Regions from separate parts of the Mus musculus genome. Here region 1 is linked to region 2. A link is a loop called in an ENCODE intact Hi-C map of the cell type or tissue named here. Cell type or tissue: left cerebral cortex. All regions are shown on one strand.

Evidence for each region. Hi-C counts contacts between places; a loop is a spot of excess contacts. Peaks named below come from ENCODE experiments on the same cell type or tissue, not always from the same donor. Only the 100,000 strongest peaks of a DNase experiment are listed, where the experiment ranks them.
Region 1: it touches region 2 in a loop (6-fold over the local background); 4 of 42 quality-filtered maps call a loop at or near these places.

Annotation. Positions count from the first base shown.
Region 1 is chr5:34,182,420-34,190,419 of GRCm38, forward strand. It overlaps Mxd4 (Max dimerization protein 4), which reads right to left and starts at 5,291. Exons shown (of 6, transcript NM_010753.2): 1 at 5,091-5,291; 2 at 4,910-5,009; 3 at 1,895-1,924. The coding sequence starts at 5,154. In left cerebral cortex, no CTCF peak of the experiment used is centred here; DNase peaks (open chromatin) are centred at 4,380, 4,731, 5,465 and 6,634; H3K4me3 peaks cover 3,000 bases; H3K27ac peaks cover 5,420 bases.
Region 2 is chr5:33,992,789-34,000,788 of GRCm38, forward strand. It overlaps Nat8l (N-acetyltransferase 8-like), which reads left to right and starts at 3,196. Exons shown (of 3, transcript NM_001001985.3): 1 at 3,196-4,422; 2 at 5,581-5,745; 3 at 7,992-8,000. The coding sequence starts at 4,056. In left cerebral cortex, CTCF peaks have their summits at 2,043 (motif pointing right), 4,418 and 4,619; DNase peaks (open chromatin) are centred at 2,043, 2,703, 3,222, 3,777 and 5 more places; H3K4me3 peaks cover 4,336 bases; H3K27ac peaks cover 3,043 bases.

The DNA of each region.
Region 1 (8,000 bases), 190 kb after region 2:
ACTTGCAGCTCTCATCAATACTAAAGACCAAAACTTAGAGCTGAGTCTAGGAGGGCTTCCAGGCCCTGAGGTCAGCAGCTAGTGCCACCATGGCAAATCTACCAGAAATACTGATCTACAGGGGTAGTGGGTAGGGTGGGTGGGTACTGTTCAAAGCTCCGAATGGGGAAGTCCCACAGGCCCACCTGAGTCTCTCTGACAGACACTTCCAGTGAAGGCAGCATCCAGGGTATGCCTCTTACGGCCTTCTGGGCAGCTAGCCAGGTGTTTCCTTCCTTCCTCAGGACAACACACAGCCCTTCCTTCAGCCAGCATCCAGGAACACCTGGCATCGATCTATAGCCAGCTGTGACTGATGTCCTTACCAGGGCCCAAGCCCCAGACATTTGGACTTCTCAGAGCTGTCTACATCTATGGCCCAGTCAGCTAGGTAGAAAGACCCTACCCTGAAAGACCCTGACACCCTGGGTGTCAGAGAGGCCCAGGATGCCCAGAAAATCCTACCCCGTCTTAAATTAATAGCCTCTATAAGACCCAGTCTAACTATAGGCTTATGAAGAATGGCAAAGACCAAGACTAAGGTCAACAGATGTCTGCAGAGGTCAGAGGTCAGCCCTTATCCTCCCTAGAGGTTGCTTCCTACCCACTCTTGCCTCCATGGCACTCCTCATCTGTCTTCACTATCAGGTGTCCTCCCAAACACTGCTTCCAGGAAGTCTGTCCTCACACAGGCCAGGACATTGTTCCTGAGTCTGGACAAGGTGGGTTCATCTCTTCTGTCCTAGGAGCAACCCCAAGCCTGCCTCACTCTGGCTTCCATCCCTGTGGCCTGGCCCCTTGGGAACCCCCCAAACACACAAGCCACTGCAGGAAGTGCATCTCCTCTGGGAACATGGTGTTCTGTCCCTGCCCAGCCACCCGCCCCAACTAGAGTCCTGAATCCCGGGAGAGCGGAAGTTGGCGCTGCACTGGGCGCAGACATGGGGGAGGGGGGAGGGGAAAAGGAAAGAACTGGCTGGGCTCCAGGCCTTTCCAGTGTACCCAGGAGGGATCATCTAGGAAGCAGAGTTAGGTACTCCACCCCCCACCCCAAACACCAAGAAGGCAAGACAGAACTTGTCCATTTTATTGATAAAAGCAGAGGTCAGGAGAGAGGTATTGCCTGCTGTCCCTCAGGGGCTTTCCCTGGTTCTGGCATGGGGTCTACTGCTCATGGGGCTGCCTGGCCTAAAATACCTCTGCTTCCACTTAGGCTGCTGCTGGCAGCCACAAGGATCTCCTTCACCTCCCAACTCCCAGGGTTTAGCCACACCTTGTCACCACTGACAGAGGGAAGAGGCAAATGACAAAGTGAAGTAGCCTTATGGGCCACCAGCCATACCAGGAGCTGACAAGAGCCAGGGTGCAGGGACAAAGCCTGGGCCTGCTCTCCTCCAGTGATGCTCCAGTCATGTAGAGCATCATAGCTCCTTAGAAAACAGACCCCAAAAGGCAGAGGGAAGGGGGAAAAGGAATGAATCCCCTACCAAGGCCATGATACTGAGAGCTGAAGCAAAGTTTCCAAAGGGGCTTAGGCATGCCCAATCACACCATGTCTTCTTCCAGGGAGCCAACTCAGACTGCTACCAGTACAAGGAGCTCCAAGTCCTTGGTACCTATCCAGTTCTGACCCCAAGCTAAACACCAAAGAATATGGCCTGAGCCCAGCCCTTGCCTGCCAATCCAAAACTGCCTGAGAACAGACCCTAGTCCCCTCTAGAACTGGCCTTTCCAGAGCCTAGAGCATAGTCTGGCAACCCCGACAGGTCAGGTCAGCAAAAGTACCCCTTCGATGTGGGAGGTTGAGGAGGCAGTCACATCAAGTAGCTCATATGGGAATGGGGGTACCACTTACCTGTGCTTTTCTAGTTCGTTGTGTGAAGACCTGTTTAGAGAGATAGAAAGAGAGGGCTCACTCCAAGGCCCAACAACAGGAGCACAAATAACAGTGGCTCTTTGTAGAGAGCTAAGAGCCTTCACACAGTGGCTAGGAGGATCTAGGTCCAGGATATTTCTGGATGCTGAGAGCTAGGGCAGGTATACAGCTGCCTATCAAAGGCTAGGGTAACCTCACATGGGATGGGGGACAAGGCACAGAAATACAAGCAGATCTAAGGGTCTGATGGCCACACAGGCCTATGGTGGCTCTGGTTGGCAGGGATACCCAGATGCCCAGCCACCTTCATCTGCTCCCCTTTATCTGAGGCCAGCTGTGTCCTTATAAGTAATACAAGCCACACACAGAGAACCAATGGCAGGTCTGAGCATGCGACATGAAGGTCAGACCCTCAGAAGACAAGATGATCCTGTCCTCCTGTGGCCACTCTGCCTTACAGATAGAAATACCCAGGACAAAGTCTTTAAAGCCAAGTCAACTTATGGGGGCATCTGTGAGAAATGCATGCTTTCTGGGCCTGTAGGTACATAGCAGGACATAGAAGATGGCCAATCCCCCTTCTCTCAGGAACTGCATTATATAGAATATGTAACCCTGAGACCAACTTTACCTTCCCTGGGAACAGTGACCCCATGGGCTGCTTGAACCTCACTGGCCAAGCCCATTCACCCAGACCACAGGTTCTGAACACTCAGGTTTCCAAGTGACTCTCAATCTAAGGGAATGTCACAGACCAACACAGGCTTCTAGGTCCCCGGACTGCTGCACTTAAGAGCAGAAAGATCAGGACACACCCAGACCAAGGCCCTCCCTGTGCTCTGCTGTTGCCCACCTGTCCTTTCCTCTGCTGCTCTAAGAGCCTGGATCTGGGATCTTTTACCAAAAAATGTGTACACTCTGCCTGGCCCATCATTCTTTGACACCATCAGGGTACTAGCTCACCTATGTTCCCTCTGGCCCTGGATTCCTCAACTCTTCCAAAACCTGCTGCTAGTCACTCAGGCTGGGCCAGAGCCTCAGAATCCCTCCACAGGCCAACCAGAGCCAAGAAGGCAGTGCAGAAACCCCTTGATGTCCTCTGGAGAACCTGTCTTTCAGTTCTCTAAATGGCAGCCTGACTGGGTCTACAGGTCTGCTAGTTTATGTAGCAGGCTAGGGTCAGCAGGAACCTTAAGTATTGAGGAGTCCCCTCACCTCCTGCACCAGAGGATACTACTTGTCTTGCCAGCTCCCAATCCCTGGACTACAGGGCCACTCTAGCAGCATGTGTGTTGGCCTTTCTTGGAACTCTTTCGGAGTCCAGAGATCCCGTGGGGGGAGGGGGGGTATTGTGCCTGAGGAGAGGCCATCGTTGTGTCAGATGCTGCCTGGGCACCACCTTGATCTGACCCTTCTGCTTATATTCTCAAAGTACTTGACCCTAAAGGCACCCTCCCATGGAGTCACTGCCATTAGAGACCTAGCCATCACTCACCCTAGCCTGCTATACCAGGGCCTGTCCTTCATTTTGCCAGGACACAGAAGGTTCAGAACTGCCCTGCCACATCTGAAATCCCAGCTTCTCAACTGAGCTGGCTGAGAATAGCCTCTGAGCAGTGACTGGGGAGGGGAGGGCTGTGTCTGCCACCCTAAGGCTTCAGGTCTTGAAGGAGTACACTCTGTCCAAGGAAGCTTCAGGGGAGGTGCACCCAAGTCCAGTCAGAGAGGCCCTTTGCATCCCCTGCCCCTTGCACCCAGTTCTCCCCATCCCAGAAGAAGATGGAAGGCTAGGACCTCATCCAGGAACAGGGTGGTTAAGCAGCCCTACCCAAGTAACTGAATCTGTCTATGCCTTGGCTTCCTCGGTTGTAAAATGGAGGTCAAAATAAGGCTTCATTTACAAGGCTGGGTCAGATTCTTACTTGTGTATATGGCAGAAGCATTCAAGGGCCTCAGCTCAGGAATGCTACCATTCCTATCAGCTGTGGGTACTCCATGCCACAGGAAGCTGAGCTCCCAAACCTGGGGTTTAGGGCAGACAGAAGCCGGGTCCAGGCCATCTCACTGTGGAAGCTTGGGGCAGTGAGGCCTCCAACACACTTAAGTCCTTCTGCAAACTGTTCAAAGCAAGAGACCAGGGGCTGGGACTCAGGCCGTTGGTAATTCAACCTGTTCTTTGCCAGGCCTAGGACACCACAGAAATGGGTCCTTGTGCCAGCCTCTCTGTTTCCCAAGAACAGACAGGCCACAGGAATGAGCCGCACCCTCTGCCAAGGGGCCCTGAAGCCCCCAGCCTGCTAAGGAAGCTCTCAGACTGACCACACAGGAGTAGCTGGGCCAAAGTTAGCCCCTAGACAGTGTCAGGTGTGCCCTGGATCCCACTGCAGCCAGGAAGGTGGAACCTTTAGCAGTCCTAGCCATACCTAAACCTCAGCTTCAGGGCTTCCTCCAAACACAAGGCCAAGGCAAACAGTGTAGTTGAGCCCTGGAACTTTTGAGAGAAATAGCTCCCTGCAGCTCTTCGCGACAAAGCCAGCCCTATGCTTGTGGTTGGAGTTTCCTTGTCAATAAGCTGCGCAGGACGCTTAAGTAGCCAGAGAGAGGTCTCTGTCCAGGCTCCTGGGGATAAGGTGCTGGGTCTAAGAGCAAAGCCAGCTCCGAGAAGTGCAAGGGAGGGAGGAGTCCCCAATTAGGCCCAAACTAGGGAGTAGCGGTCGGCACCAACTGACAACTCCTCTCCGGTCTGGAAAAGTCCAGAACGGCCCTCGGCGAGCGCGGCCGCTGTACGCGTGGCACTGTTTACGGCGGCGGGGAGGCGCGGCCGCGGGAAGATGGCGACGCGCGGGCGGGGCCGGCACCTCCTCCAGGCCGGCCGCCCGGGTGCGCGCAGGACTGTACTGGGGACGCAGAGAGGACGGGGACACTCGGGTGGGGCCGACCCGAGCTGGCTTGGCACAGCGCGCGGGGGTGGGAGGTGGGGGTTGGGGGCGGTACCTGTTGTTCGGGGCCTTGCGCACCAGGCCGGCCGTCTTTGTTTTCTTCCTTGCGAAGTCGCCGTCGAAGGGCAGCACGGAGGCGTAGCCGTGCTCGGCCTCTGCGGGACAGACGGTGCGGTCAGCGGCCCCCTGCGCCCGCCCGCCGCCCGCCCACCCTGGCACAAAGGGGCGCGGGCTACCTCGGTCCCTACGCTCCAGGTACTCGGCCGCCTCCAACAGCAGCAGCAGAGAGTTCAGCTCCATCCTGCCGCCCGCGCACGGGACGGCGGCGGCGGCGGCTGCCCGGCGCGCTCCTGCCGGCTCTGCTCGCCGCACGCCCCGCGCCTGGCGGCACACCAGCCCGACTCGCGGACTCCAGCGCTGGGCCGCCACCCTCTGCCTCAGGCCCTCAAATTGACACATAAGTCGAGCAGCAGTCGACGCAGCCAATAGGTGTGGGCGCTCCGGCTTAGGGGGCGGGTTCTTGTCTAGCCTTGCCCAATAGGGACTGGCCGAACGCCTCGGGCAGAGCTGAGAATGTTGACAGATGCGAAGCTTGGCTAGGATAGGCTGGCTCCAGTAGTAACAATTTAGAAGCCCAAGCTTAGCAACAGCACGTGGTGGCCCAGCCCCAGTGCTCGCTGACTGGCGGCCATCGTGCATGTTAAGTAGGCATTGCACGCCGATTGGGCCAGAACGGTCTATGTAAATTGAGTCCGCGGACCAATGGCCAGTGACAGGGCGTGGGGCCAATGAGGACGCCCGGGCAGGACCGGTTGCCGAGAGGAAGCACTGTGTGGTGGGACTGCTGCCCGGCCTACGCGGGGGCCAGGAGGACGTGGACCGTGTCTCGGGAGACACCAGGCAGGATGCGCTGCGGACACGCGCCCTGGCGCTTTGTCGTGCCCATGCATGTCGTGCGCAACGACCTGTTGCCCGGAGTCAGTTGGTACCATAGTCTCGGTGGAGGACCAGGCTTGGGGCCTGATAGGGGCGGGCGCTGGGATCTCGCTAAAGAACAGCAAAGGACACCTGTCTCTGGCAGGAATATTGGCTTCAGGGAAGGCTAAAACTTGGAGACAGGGACGCAGACCATTGGAATCTAAAAGCCTCTCAGATGTCAGACCCAAAGTAGGCAGGATCAGCCATCAGGAGTAAAAAGGAAGGCCACCAGGGTTAAGGGAGAGGCACCAAGAGCTACTGACACTACTGAGCAAGAGGGATCCGTGAGTGTCTGTTTGCGGTGCTTGGTCTGAGGGTAGAGCCGTGCCAAGAGCCAGGCTATGGTGACAAGAGGGTGAACTCTTCAGCAAACTCCTGGCCCTAATGACCCGAGGCCCTCATGCTGGCCTATAGATGCATGGGGGACAGACAGCTCAAGATGCCCTAACACCATCCTCTGTATCCATCCTCTCCCACCCCTTGATCCTCTCTCTGTTATTAGGTTGAGGACAAAATAGCAGGCTGGAGAGTTCTGTGGGAAATAAGGTGGCTAGATAGCAGCTCTTAAAATGGAAGGAAGGTACTGTAGCAAACAACAAAGATTATTAGCATTGAATTTACTTTAGGACCAAGGTGGATGCATTGTGCACACTTCCTTGTGGCTCTCCATATGCCCAATATGCAGATAAGGAAACTTGCAGTGTCCCCTTGAAATAGAAAGATGGAGATTACTGCTCCCACACCCAGAGCTGTTAACAATCTGGGAATGTGGAAACCAGAACCACCTCCCTCCCAGCCTGGGTGTGAGCCACAGATGTCTGACCTGTGGGGCAGGATTAAGAATAACAGGTGCTCTGATGGCGCCCTGAAAAAAACAAAAGAGGAACCTCATGCGGTCATAAACAGTCCTGTATAGACACTGAAAGAACTCCTTAGTATTGGTTGAAGTGCCTCTCTGACCAAGCCCACAATCACTCCAGGGCCAGGGCTGTCCAGAGCTGTAAAGGAGAAGGGTGTCCATCTTTCTGGAGCATTGAGGCCCATGCTCAATGCTGAGCTTTGGGCCCCTGAGCTTAGCATGCGGGCCCAGCATTTTGAAGGGTGCACCTTTGCTTTGGCAGGCTGGTGAGTTGCCTCTAAGTGCTAAGGCAAGCCTGACCTCCCCAGCCTGCTCCCTCCTCCTACTGGGATGGGATGCTGTGGTGTGTTGAAGTGGAGCACAAGAATAGCCTCCTAGCCTTGGAAATTTTTAATCTCAACTGGGGACACTAGCTCCCACCAGCTGCATCCAAGACAAAGCACTTTCCTGTGCCAGAAGTGCTCTCCCTCTCCAAGAGCATGTGAACGCTGGGAGGAGTGGGTAGTGGTGACCTGATAGGTAAAAGTCAGCTCTAGAGAAGTCCCAGGGGCAGGACAGCAAGCCTGCTGCTCAAGGAGGCTGCAGAATGAGCTGGCTTCCCAGGGGAGATCTGGAAGCCTCTGCTCAGAACAGGAAGTGGCTTGCAAGTACAAAGGGCAAGTTTGTCCCCTTTAGACCAGAGGGGTCTCTCCACCCATGGCCTTCAGATGGGGCAGGGGCACCAGCAGTGCCTGTGTGCATCTGTGTCCCAAAGTTCCCAAGATCTGGGGAAAGGAGGCATCAGGCTGGCCAACCAAGACCACCTTCCTCATCAAAGGTCACTGTGACATGCCAGGCCCATCCAGAGAAAGCTAGTGCCTTGTATAGACAGAGCCCAGACTTTCCCAATTGGAAACTGTGGAGTCCAAGGTGGTAAGAAGGAAGACACCTCCATCTTGCCACTGCATTGGCCCAAGTCCTCAGTGCCATCTTCCCTCACAAATGGTAAATTCAGCATGACCCAGGAGAAAGGACATAGAGCCTCCCCGAGTTTGGGTAGATGACCAGGGATAACAGGTCTTTGATCTGCCTGGCCTTTCCCTAACTGGCCTTCCTACCTCTGTTTCTCTGACTAGGAATGAGGCTCTAGCACCCATTTCTGGGACATTTGGAGAATTGACCAAAGAGCTTTGGGTCCAGTATGAGAAAGGGCCGCTTTACCACCACCACCACCACCACCACCACCACCACCACCACCACACACACACACACACACACACACACACACACACACACACACAAACACAGTGATGAGAAACTACTAGAAGGC
Region 2 (8,000 bases):
ACAATGGTCCTGAAAAGAGTCTTTTAATTTTCCCTCTAAAATTTCACAAGCCAGGCCTCCATTTTCTGCACTGTTCTCAACATTATCTTCCAAGCTCCTACACAACATCTGACAGAGCTCTTAACAAAGGATGGATCTTCAAGCCCAAAGTTCCAAAGTCCTTCCACAGTCCTCCCCAAAACATGGTCAGGTTGTCACAGGAATACCCCACTCTGCTGGTACCAATTTGTCTTAGTCAGGGTTTCTATTCCTGCACAAACATCATGACCAAGAAGCAAGTTGGGGAGGAAAGGGTTTATTCAGCTTACACTTCCACATTGCTGTTCATCACTGAAAGAAGTCAGGACTGGAACTCAAGCAGGTCAGGGAGTAGGAGCTGATGCAGAGGCCATGGAGGGATGTTCCTTACTGGCTTGCTTTTTCTGGCTTGCTCAGCCTGCTCTCTTATAGAACTCAAGACTACCAGCCCAGAGATGGTCCCACCCACAAGGGGCCTTTCCCCCTTGATCACTAATTGAGAAAATGCCTTACAGTTGGATCTCATGGAGGCATTTCCTCAACTGAAGTTCCTTTCTCTGTGATAACTCCAGCTGTGTCAAGTTGACACAAAACTAGCCAGTACAAGGACAGATTCTAGGGGAACAATCTGTCTGTCTATACCTCTAATTTTGGACAGTCTTTCTTAAAACGACTTATAGTTTAAATGTTCTTTATAACTTTAGTGCTGTGAAAAAATTGCTTGTACTGTAGTATCCTGCCAGGCTGCAACCATAGCCAAACTGATTGTATGAGGGTCTAATTTCTGTACAAAGACAAATATATCTATAAGTCTGCCTTGCTTTGTATGGCTGGATGGCCGAAATGAGCTGCATTAGCACTCTCATAAGATGATTACTCTTGTAATAATCTTAATTAACAATATATGGGTGAGTTAAAAATCTTAAGCTTGTGATCAAACTGCAAGCTGCAGTCAATGGAACACTGGCAATTTTAACCATAATTTTTAAGTTTCTTTTGCAACGTTAGAATAATATCTACAACTTTGAAAAAGCAAAATCCAATTTTAAAACAATTTATTCTCTTTAAAATCAATACTAGAAACATCACTTTCACATTATGAAGTTTGGCTGCCAATCTGTATATGAATGCATGACAGTGCAAAATTTAATGCTTTATTAAAGAGACATTGTTCTGAATCATATCGCTCATAAGTCTAGTTTCTAGGATAAGAATTACATAAAATATTATCTCAATTAGAAGTATCTCAATTAGAATGCCTGAGCTTGTCTGGAGGCATCTCTCTCTCTCTCTCTCTGTCTCTGTCTCTGTCTCTGTCTCTCTCTCTCTTCCCTTTCTTTCTTTCAAACTCAGAGGGAGTTGAGTCTGGACCTCCAGAAGTTCTGGCCTGGAAATATTATTGCAGAATTCCCATTTTGGTGGCACCTCTTCGCGGCTTTTGAGCCTGTTTCTCTTCTCTGTGCTTTGGGCTCTCCTGCTCTCTTAAAGGCTCCTGTCCTCCCCCAGTCCCCAGTGGTTTATAGCTTTCAGCATCGAGCCCAGGGCCATCTCCCAGGACTACCTTGGCTGTGGATATTCCCACTACCCACTCCTTTTTCTCTACATTTTCAGTATGGGGTTCTTCTTCCCCAAACAGACCCTGGGGCAGCCATGCCAGGCAAGGATAAGTCCTCTTTACCCAACATCCTTAAAGAACACACCGTGGTTGGAGGGCTGCCCTATTAAGGAAGCATTCCTAACCCATGAATGTTCAGGTGTAGGGTCCAGGGCACCCGTCCCCACTCTGTCTCTGAAATCTTGATAGACGTCTTTACCCCTGCCAGGCTGTAGGCAGGCACTTCTAGGCTCCTGGAAGGTGCATTCAGCTGCAGGATGTGAGGAAGCCAAGCTGGGTCTCCTGAGTCTTCCTACACACCCAGGCAGAGGAGTGTGTAAGCCATCGTGGGGAGCTCGGGAGAGGTAGAGTGGCTCTAGGCTGCTGCTTTATTAAAGAGGACCTTGATGCCACCCAGGAATGGCCTAAGGGAGAACGGCAGAGGGCGCCCCACGACAGGAAGGAGGAACAGGGCTAAACAGGGCCATGGATTGTCCTGCTGTCTGCGCAACTCCTAGGGTAGTATCTTTAAGTCTCCAAGACCCTGGGCTCCAGTCTTGGCCCCTTCACGCTTTCAGACGGTTCCGATGTGTTGGTTATAGCGCAGGCCACCATCATGGCCATGGGGGCGGGGGCGGGGTGGGCAAATGATTATAGGAGGACCGGGGCAATGGAAGGAATGGTTAGGCAGACCAGGGAATGGGTGCTCTGCAGAACTGAGGGGGATTCTGGTCGCGCTGATGTGAGTCTTGCAAATCCCCTAGGCCCGGAGGTGCAGAAAGACGAAGGAGCAACTCTGGTCAGGGGTGTGGAGAGATACCCTATAGGCACCGGACCATTTTGTTGCTTCTAAGGCTTACAGGCTTCAGTGACCCGCAAACCTAGGGTCCTGAGTCAGAACTTCTTGGCTCCACCAGATGGGTCCTCAATGCTCAGCCTCACTTTCCTCGGGGCCCTTCTGCCTGACTGTCCTCAGCCCTTACAGGCCGGCACTGGTCCTGCAGACCACCCAGCCAACCTCGGGACTCAGGAGAAGTCAATGTGGCTAGTCGGTGCCCCGGCCTGTTCAGATACTATCAGTGAGTTCCTTTGAAATATTGAGAGATTTAGCATCAGTGTCCAGGAAGGTCGCCTCTGGGACCCAGATAAGTCCCACTCCCCCGCCCCCGTGTCTCGAAAACAGTGAGGAAAATCCTCTCTAGCCTGACCCTCTCCTTCTCAGTCCCCTTGTGCTGACAACCCTGGCTGTTTGATTACCCTACTCCCAGGTTCCATTTGCGAGACAGGCCCCTTCAGTCTCTAGGTGACCTTAGCCGTTCTGCTGGCTCCAACAATGGTGCGGCATAACGCAGACTGAGGGTCCTCCGGCCCGGAGAGGGTCTCCGCGAGCACGAGGATGATTCGGCTTTGGGGGTGCCCATTCCCGTGACCTAGGAAAGTGGATATGCCACTACGCATTCCCCACTCCATGCGCGCCCTGTCTGCTGCGTCTGCACGTCTTGCTCCGGGGGACTGTGAGACCGCGGCTCTGAAGCGAGCCCCCGCTGCACCTGCACCAAGGCCACGGGGCGCATGCGCGGACCGCGGAAGGCGGGGGCCGAGCCGGGAGGGGTCCTGCAATTCCGCAGGTCCGCTGCCGGGAACGGTCGGGTGTCAGATTGGAGTGGGGTGGGGTTCGGCTGTCAGGCAGCGCGTGCATCAAACCACATTTCAGCCGCGTCCTCACTCTCTCAGTCCGTTCGGCCCCGGCCGCGGGCTCGGAGGGCGCCTGCCAAAGGAACACGGGGCCCCTCACGAGGACTTCGGCCGGGCGCCGCGTACAGACAAAGGGGTGGGAGATGGAGACACTTCCGTGATTACTGCCAGCGGCCGCGGAAGAAGAGGACGCTTTGCTGCAGGAACGCAGGTCCGAGCGCAGCGGCAGCTTTGCGGGAGCTCAGGGGCGGGGTAGGAGGCGTCCATCACTCTCCGACCTCCTGGCGAGCCTCAAGCCCCTTACGCAGCGCCTCTCTGAGCACCCTGTCCCTGCTGTCGTTCACTGAGGACCACTTCCTCGCACGCTCTCCGTTCGGCCCCTCCGTGCTCCCGCGGTCCGCCAGCCACGCAGCCCAAGTGTGCCATCGGGCGGGCGCAGAGGCGGCGTCTGCTCCCACCCCCGAGATCACATGGTGACCCTCGGCAGCCAATGCAGTGGACGCTAGGACCCTGCGGGACCCCGGGCGCCGCGACTGCACCGGCGCCGCTGCATTATAAATACTTCTCCAAAATGCGGCGCAGCTCCCTGCGCGCGCCCCGGCCGCCCGCCGCCTCCGCCCTGCGCCCCTGAGCCGCTGCCGCCGCCGCTGCCGCCGCGGGTCCGAGGGCGCCGCGCCCTTGCCCTGGGCTCGGGCTCTGCCCGCTGCCGCCGGCTCGCGTCCTCGCGCTGCGCCGCCCGGCCGGGTGCATGCATTGTGGGCCTCCCGACATGGTCTGCGAGACGAAGATCGTGGCTACGGAGGACCATGAGGCACTGCCGGGGGCCAAGAAGGACGCGCTGCTCGTCGCCGCCGGAGCCATGTGGCCCCCGCTGCCCGCCGCGCCCGGGCCGGCCGCCGCACCCCCACCCGCGGCAGGTCCCCAGCCCCACGGAGGCACCGGGGGCGCGGGGCCGCCGGAGGGGCGCGGCGTGTGCATCCGCGAGTTCCGCGCAGCCGAGCAGGAGGCGGCGCGCCGCATCTTCTACGACGGCATCTTGGAGCGCATCCCCAACACGGCTTTCCGCGGCCTGCGGCAGCACCCGCGCACCCAACTGCTCTACGCCCTGCTGGCCGGTCAGTGCGCCGCGGGGGGCGGGGGGCCGGCGGGGCTGCGGCAGTCCCGCACCGGCCCGGCTCCAGCGGGTCCAGCGGACCCCTCCGGGGACCGTCGCGCTTGACTCTCTTTGCCTTCCTTCTGGGTTCCCATCTCGGAGCCCCGGTGCCGCGTCGGTACGCTGGACCGGTTGGGAGGAGACCCGCTTGCACCAGCGGCGCAGCGCTCCGGGCTTTCGGCCAAGGCTCCTGGGCCGGGCGTGGGAACCAGCGCGGGCTGAGTGCAGGGCGCTGCGGACTGGGAAACACAGGGTTGGCAACTCAGTCCGCGGCGCCCGTTCTTTCCGTCGCGGGGCATCCCGGGTGGGGGCGGCGTGACAGGGCAGGTAGCGCTGCAGCTGCGGCCCGGCGCGACAACTATATATATAATCTTTGGGCGGGGGAGGCCGCCTGAGGCTCAAGTGCTAATTTATGACGGGAAGACAGCCAGCTCCGCGGGGAGCCAGGGAGACTGTTCGCCAGAGCCAGGGATACAGGGAGGATACCCTCTGCTGTCTGAAGCACACCCCCTCCCATTCCATGCCATCCCATTCTGCAGATGAGGAGCTTGAGGCGACTCACCCAAGGTCATTCGGAGGAGACAACTTTTGCTCTTGTGCGTTTTTTTCCTCCTCCACAGCACAAATGAAGTTGGAAACGGTGTGGTGCTTGTCGCCCGACTCTGACAGCCTAGTGGGCTCTGAAGCTGCCCAGGGAGGGCTCTAGTTGGGTGCCTTCTCAGCCCGGCGCAGGATGACCTGCTTGCATAGGCAGTGTCCTGGTGTCTCTGTCCAGCTCTTTGACTTAGCACCAGGCTAGGTGGAGTAGGCAAGAGACCCTTTGGAAACTGGGGGAACCAAGGGCTGACCAGCACTGGTCTGGCCTAGGCTGTATTGTGGACCTTTGTTTCAGGTTGTGAAGGTAGCAGGTGTTTACGCCAGAGAGCTTGGAAATGAGGAAGCGTAGAGAGGGACTGCGGCCATGACTCCTACACAGAGAAACAGTCCCTGGTGGGGAGCACCCCTAAGCACTGATTTACCAAGGTGGTTTGGACTCCGGGTGCCGTGGGACCTACCCATGTCCAGCCTGGCCGCGTGCCTCTCTGCACCTGCCACCTCACCTGTGCCCCCTTGCCTGCAGCCCTCTGTTTTGCTGTGACCCGCTCACTGCTGCTGACATGCCTGGTGCCGGCCGGGCTCCTGGCCCTGCGCTACTACTACAGCCGCAAGGTGATTCTGGCCTACCTGGAGTGTGCGCTGCACACGGACATGGCTGACATTGAGCAGTACTACATGAAGCCACCTGGTGAGTTCTGGAATTCTCCAACTCTGCCTACTCCCTCCCTCTTCCCCTTCAGGCACAAGAGGGCCTAAGCTGTGGGATCCTGGTGTTCTGAGTCTTCTGAATGACTGAGGCTTCTAGCTAAGGGTGGCGTGTCAGCAGGGGAGAGCCAGAAAGAAGTCCTTCCCTTGGTGGCCTGGCTCCACTGTGTCCTCTGTTGGACACCTTTTCTTGCTACCTGCCGTTTGTTTGTCTGTTATGGGGTGAAGTCCTGGCTGGATCTTGAGCCAGCCGAGAGTGCTCAGGGTGGAGGAATCCTGGGTGACACAGGAGATGTCCCAGGGAGCAGAAGATTGAGCAGGAGCCCAGGCCTTACCCGGTCTCCTGACTAGAGTAGTGAACCACAAGGTATTATCCCAGACCCCAAGGCTTTCTGTAGAATGAGGGTCTGGGACTCTGGTCTCCAGGAGCTGGAGACTGGTTGGTCTCTCTGAGGCAGGCCATGAAGCAGGCTGGGTTGTGGGAGCCAGAGGAGAGACATTTTAAGGTGTGAGGGGATGACACAGGGGGCTGGCCAGAAAGAACCAGGTCTATTTCAAGGAAGGGCAGCCTTCTTAGCCTTGCCAGCTATAGTTTTCTGCCAGCTTCTCCCCAGCCATCCCATCTTGTACCCCAATGCCCTGTTTAGCTGGCCTTGGTGCCTGCTGTTTTCCTTGGCCCTTACCCACATTCAAATACAGCTTCCTGTCCTCTGCAGGGTCCTCTACCTACCTGCCTCTGCTTGGGAAGAGAAGGTGGGAAATGGCTGAAGCGGGTTTCGGTAGATAGCTTGAGTAGATAGATGGGTGTGGTCAGAAGTTCCTGTCATGTGCCCTCAGGGGTTAGAGTGTGGCAGCTCTTGCTAATCCTTGGACATCTGCTGGGTTTATAGGGTTAACCCAGCCTCTACTGGACAATGAGCCTGACACCAGGCTAGCCAGCCCCTACAAGAAGGGAGAGAGCGAGAACAAGGAGTTTGGATGGGAGGAATTCTGACGGGCACGGGACACAGGGAATCCAGTCACCTTCATGAACTAAAAGAGCCAGAGCTGGACATCAGCCAACTGGGCTGTGTAGATTTATGGGAGTTCTTATGCAAGTGGGGAAACAAGACCTGGGAAGAGTGACAACTAGGTGCTAGAGGCTGTCTTGACCTCTGGTCTGGTTGTGTGGCTGGGTGTGGGGCAGCTGGTCAGAGAGCATATGGGCATATGGGGTTGGGAAAGTCCTAGAGGCTCTGGGACCAGGGCCCTCCATGAGTTGGCAACTTTCTCTGCTACGCTGGTGAAGGGTGGGCAGGCAGCACCCTCAGCAGTAGAGCAGAGTCTGCCCTGAAGGCACCGGCTTCCCCAGAGGTAAGAAGTGTAGGGAGGAGTGCTTCCTCCTGCTGGGTTAGGGCAGATGCAGGTGCAGAGCTTTTGGCATAAGCCCTCTGAAGGAGGCTGGAGGTGGAGTGGGTAAGGCCAAGGGAGGCCAGATCTCCCACAGCAAGTCACTCTCTTGGCTTGGCCAGACGCTCTCTCCCCCCTACCATCCTTTAGCCTTCATCTTTCAGAAAGGTCTCAGGGTGTCCCCTTGACCATGTACCTCTAGTTCAGGAAGGTGACTGGATTCCCTGTGTCCCATGCCCGTCAGAATTCCTCCCATCCAAACTCCTTGTTCTCGCCCCCTCCCTTCTTGTAAGGGCTGGCTAGCCTGGTGTCAGGGTTACTGGGTTTGGGGTGTGTGTGGCTGTCTGTGGTCCCTCGCTGGGTCAGAAAACATTCTTCTGGGTTCTCATTCAGTTATATCCCTGCAAAGATACTGGGGGAGGAGTATGGCAGACCAAGGGCTGGGATTCAGAGTATGTCAGCAAGACATGCTCTGCCCTGTGGCCCTAGCTGTGGTTGTCTGTGGGTTTTCCTGTGGTCTGGGGGTAGGAATTTGCTTTGTCAAGGGCTGTGCAGCTCCTAGGCACCTCCAACTACTATTCTGGCCAGGACAATAGAGACTTGGGCTGGAGCTGATTGTGTCTGCTTGTGAGGTGGGATCCTGTCATGCAAAGTTGGGCAGGTTTGCCCGGACTGAGGCTTATGGAGTGTCTCGTGGCCTCCCCTGGTGTCCAAAAGAGCTGAAAGGTGAGGATTGAGCATCATTGTGATACCCTGACTTGGCACTCAGCTGGAATGGGCAGCTCGAAAGTCTCTTCAGTCTTCCATGCAGAATATCCCTGATTGTCATGTCCTTCCTAGGTTCCTGTT